Regions from separate parts of the Homo sapiens genome. Here region 1 is linked to region 2. Evidence: chromatin loops called from intact Hi-C (ENCODE). Cell type or tissue: ovary. All regions are shown on one strand.

Region 1 (2,500 bases), 310 kb before region 2:
TTGAACCTGGGAGATTGAGGCTGCAGTGAGCCGTGATTGTACCACTGGACTCCAGCCTTAGTGACAGAGCAAGACCTTAAGAAGAAAAAAATTAAGTTTCTATTTTGAAAAAGCCAAAATGCAAATACCAGGAGTACATAATAAACAACTTGCAGGAACACAAAAAAGGGGGACAAGAAGACTCATCCACCTACCGCACCAGCTATCATTGTTCTAACGCCTTTGAAAATCCAGGGAGTTGTGACTCCTAAGGAAACTTAATTAAAGATCCTGGATACAAGTGTAACTGAGGGCTGGAGTTCTTAAAATCTGGAAGGTCATGGAGTCCAAAAGTATCTGATAAAAGCTGTGGATCTTTCTTCAAGGAATGTGAATGCATAAAATAGCCGCCTACAGCTGCAGGGTGTCCTAACTTCTTGAGGTTCGTGTAGGTACAACAAACACTAACATCAATCTAGGTATACCGCTAACAAGATCCTTCCACTACCTGCCTATTTGATGAAAGGTTTACCAAGAAGGTCCCATGACCAAAAATATCTTCCCCATGGTCCTGATACCAGTGCCTAATATCTCAATATTAGAAATTCTTTGGGGTCATAAATCATTCTATTCCAAAAATACATGCACATGTATGATTATTGCAGCACTATTCACAATAGCAAAGACATGGAATCAACCCAAATGCCCATCAATGATTGACTGGATAAAGAAAATGTGGTACATATAAACCATGGAATACTATATAGCCATAAAAAGGAATGAGTTCACGTCCTTTGCAGGAACATGGATGGAGCTGAGAGCCATTATCCTCAGCAAACTAACGAAGGAACAGAAAACCAAACACTGCATAAGTTTCACTTATAAGTGGGGGCTGAACAATGAGAACACATGGACACAGGGAGGGGAACAACACACACTGGGGCCTGTTGATGGGGGTGGAGGTTAGGGAGGAAGAGCATGAGGAAAAATAGCTAGTGCATGCTGGGCTTAACACCTAGGTGAGGGGTTGATAGGTGCAGCAAACCACCATGGTATACGTTTACCTATGTAACAAAATTGCACATCCTGCGTATGTATCCTGGAACGTAAAACAAAATTTTTTTAAAAAATTTGTTAATGGAAAAAGTGCTTGAATAAAATAAAAATGCAGTAAAAAAAAACTTGTATTTATTTAAAAAAGAAAAAAAGAAATTCCTTTGGGTCAAGGCATTATTACCTATAACGCTGCAAGAAGTTCTGAGAGATTTAACACATTAAGCTTGTATCATTCATTCATTCATTTTACCAACAAATATTTACTGGGCAACTACTATATTCCAGGTGACAGGGTAAACAAGACAGTTCTCTTTGAACTCAGAATCTAGTGTGTATGAGAAAATGGGCAGAGAAATGGATAATAAATGCATAAACAAATGAATTAGTACCGTCATTGGTTGATGATGAGTGCTGTGAAGGCAAGAAGACAAAGTCATGGAATAGAAAAGCTTGTCAGAGAACACAGTCACATTGGGTGCTCAAAGAGCCTCCCTGTAGATCTGACAAGTGAGGATAAGCCAGTGTATTGAAAGATAGGAGGAAAGGCATGTCCGTCGTGGAAAAAATGTAATTGAAGCTGCACATCACATTCTCTCTCAGATGAGGGCAGCTTCTAAAAATAGGAAGAAAGCAAAGTCCAGAAAAAAATATATTGCAGAGAGAAGGAAGGGTATAATCACAGGGAAGGCACAAATAGGGAAAGACTTTGAAAAAGATAGGTAGGGAACAGAGGTAAGAGGCCAGACCTGATTGGAATTATACCTTGGAATAGTTAGAATCCTTTCAGCTGCAAGTGATACACATCTGACTCAAACTGGCTTAAACAATAAGGAATGTCACTGGCTCAGGCAAGGTGAAATTCGGAAGTGATGCAGGATTTGGGTGTGGTACCATCAGGGCTCCAGCTCTGTTTTCCTTGATTCTCAGCTGTGTCCTCCTCAGTAGAGAGATAAAGATCAATATAGATGATAGAAAGTATAGAAATAGATACAGATAGAGCTGTAGGTATAACTATGCATCTACTATTTCCAGGTTTTTCTATTCCTCTTTGTCCCCAAAATGTTTCTAGCTTTGTTCACTAGGTTTCTTCCTCTCTCCAGCTCTTTGGGACAAATTCTGCTAAAATCAGACTAGTTCCTTAGACTTCATGACATAAGGCAGCAGGGATAGATGAACAAAGGCTAGAATGAAGATGTCATGTTCTGGGAATTTTATAAAATTCTAGAAAAGGAGAAGCCACAAGGAATGAAGGAATTAGATGATTAGAGAAGAGGGTATTTTTTAAAAGAGCTTTTGTGGCAGACGTATCCCCTTCCTAATGTTTGGGAAACAGACTCTCCAATAAATGGTGCTGGAAAAACTGGATGTCTACATGCAAAAGAATGAAATTGGACCCTTAGCTTATACCATACAAAAAAAATTTAACTTTAAATGGGTCAAAATTTTAAATGTTAAGACTTGAAAC
Region 2 (2,500 bases):
GTATTAGCCTCATTAACCAGAAGAAGAAACTGAGGTTTTATAACCTGTATGATAGACTGAGGAGAAAAACATGGGCTATTTCCAGAGAATATGCAAGTAAATTCTCAAATATTTAGCACCACTAACACCAAATGAGATCATATTTCTTAACAAAAAACAGAGATCTATGGTATGGGAAGAGGCTCCTGGGCTACGTCTCATTGATTCAGATCACTGGATGGGTGGAGGAAGCGAGGCCTGGCCTCTTACACCACATCAAAGCCCGGGAACCCAGGCAGAGTGCCAAGCCTTGTCAATTTTACTGCCTCCAAATGGAAAAGGAAAGCACAGGATGGAGTTGAGGATACGGTCTGCGGCTTGATTACAGGTGTCATCAGGACAGCCTGCACAAACCCACTACAGGAGGACCTGGCAGATACAGTGCTGGTTTTTCAGTAGCTGAAGCAATGTTGCCCAATGAATGGCAGTTTGGGTTTTTTTTTGGTTGGTTTTTGTTTTGTGATTTTTGGTAGATGAATATTCTTAAATTTAATAATTACACACTTAATTTTTTCTTTTCTGTTCTTTTCCTTTCTTTTTTTTTTTTTTTTTTTTTTTGAGACAGAGACTCGCTCTGTCGCCCAGGCTGGAGTGCAGTGGGGAGATCGCGGCTCACTGCAACCTCCGCCTCACGGGTTCAAGCAATTGTCTGCCACAGCCTCCCGAGTAGCTGGGATTACAAGCGCCCACCACCACGCCCGGCTAATTTTTGTAGTTTTAGTAGAGACGGGGTTTCACCATCTTGGCCAGGCTGGTCTTGAACTCCTGACCTTGTGATCCACCCGCCTTGGCCTCCCAAAGTGCTAGGATTACAGGCAAGAGCCACCGCGCCTGGCCTCTTTTTTTCTTTTTCCAGGCTGGAGTGCAGTGGCACCATTATAGCTCTCTCTAGCCTCAACCTCCTGGGCTCAAGTGATCCACCTGCCCCAGCCTCCCAAGTAGCTGGCACCACAACATGTGCCACCAAACCCAGCTAATTTCTTTTTTATTTTTTGTAGCAACCGAGTCCCACTATGTTGCCCAGCCTGGTCTCAACCTCTTGGGCTCAAGCAATCTTCCTGCCTTGGCCTTCTGAGTAGCTGGGATTACAGGCATAAGCCACCACACCTGGCCCCACACCTAACTTTTTGATTACTTTTTTTCTGAGACAGAGTCTCACTCTGTCGCCCAGGCTGGAGTGCAGTGGTGAGATCTTGGCTCACTGCAACCTCCACCTCCCAGGTTCAAGCAATTCTCCTGCCTCAGCCTCCCAAGTAGCTGGGACTACAGGCATGCACCACCTTGCCCGGCTTTTTCTTTTTGTATTTTTAGTAAAGATGGGGTTGGCCAAGCTAGTCTCAAAATCCTGTTGGCCAATCCATGTTGGCCAAGCTAGTCTCAAAATCCTGACCTCAGGTGATCCGCCCACCTTGGCCTCCCAAAGTGCTGGGATTACAGGTGTGAACCACCACAAATAACCGAGGTATCTATTTTATACCTGGAGGTGGTACACAAACTATTTTACTGATAGGATGTTCAATCAACAAGGTCTGGTCACTACCAGCTGTGAAAACGAGTTGCTGAGCCCCAGCACACACACTACTGTGTTTGTGGCTGTTTCCTCTCAGCACACTTGCTTTCTCACGCCCTAGCTGCATCAAAGGGAGGGCAAAGTGAGAGAGAGCACAGGACCCTGACGAATCCACTCTTGCATAGAAGATGTGTGTCCAGGGGTCAACCTCTCATCTGAGGGCTCGAAGGCTGTTTTTTTTTACAGTCCTTTGGAGATCTCAAAACCCAACCACCTTGATCCAGTTCTAAATTTTAAAAAGGAAAGATCAAGATGGAGTGTGATCCCCAATTTTTCTTAGTAACTATTTATAATTCAGAATTTATTTTTCTAAAACAATGGTTTACAAAGCCACGCACAGTGGCTCACGACTGTAATCCCAGCATTTTGGAAGGCCAAAATGAGAGGATCGGAAGTGAAAAGGATCGAAGCAGGAGGATTGCTCGAGCCCAGAAGTTCAAGACCAGCCTGGGCAACAGCTTGGTTTTTGTAGACTCCATGTCTACAAAAAAATACAAAAAAAATTAGCCAGGTGTGGTGGCATAGGCCTGCAGTACTGATTACTCGGGAGGCTGAGCTGGGAGGATCACTTGAGTCCTGGAAGGTCAAGACTACAGTGAGCCATGCTGGCGCCACTGCACTCCAGCCTGGGCAATAGAACAAGACCCTGTCTCCCTGTCTCAAAAAAAAAAAAAAAAAAAAGGTTTACAGTAGTTCATTTTCTTAGACAAGACCTACTTAATAATATTCAAAGTGGCAGACACAGAGATTTGCAAAGACAATTTGTAGATTATAATGCTGTTACAATGCCAGTGATCCAGTGATCAAATGAAACAAAAATGGAATAAGAATAGTTTACTTTGGGCTGAGTATGGTGGCTCATGCCTGTAATCCCAGCACTTTGGGAGGCTG

The links. A loop is a pair of places that touch in the nucleus more often than their neighbours do. Peaks named below come from ENCODE experiments on the same cell type or tissue, not always from the same donor. Only the 100,000 strongest peaks of a DNase experiment are listed, where the experiment ranks them.
Region 1: it touches region 2 in a loop (7-fold over the local background); 3 of 110 quality-filtered maps call a loop at or near these places.

What each region holds. Positions count from the first base shown.
Region 1 is chr5:158,086,128-158,088,627 of GRCh38, reverse strand. No RefSeq gene overlaps it. Among named protein-coding and RNA genes, the nearest start is that of CLINT1, 230 kb to the right of the region's middle. In ovary, no CTCF peak of the experiment used is centred here; no DNase peak of the experiment used is centred here.
Region 2 is chr5:157,776,099-157,778,598 of GRCh38, reverse strand. No RefSeq gene overlaps it. Among named protein-coding and RNA genes, the nearest start is that of LSM11, 34 kb to the right of the region's middle. In ovary, no CTCF peak of the experiment used is centred here; no DNase peak of the experiment used is centred here.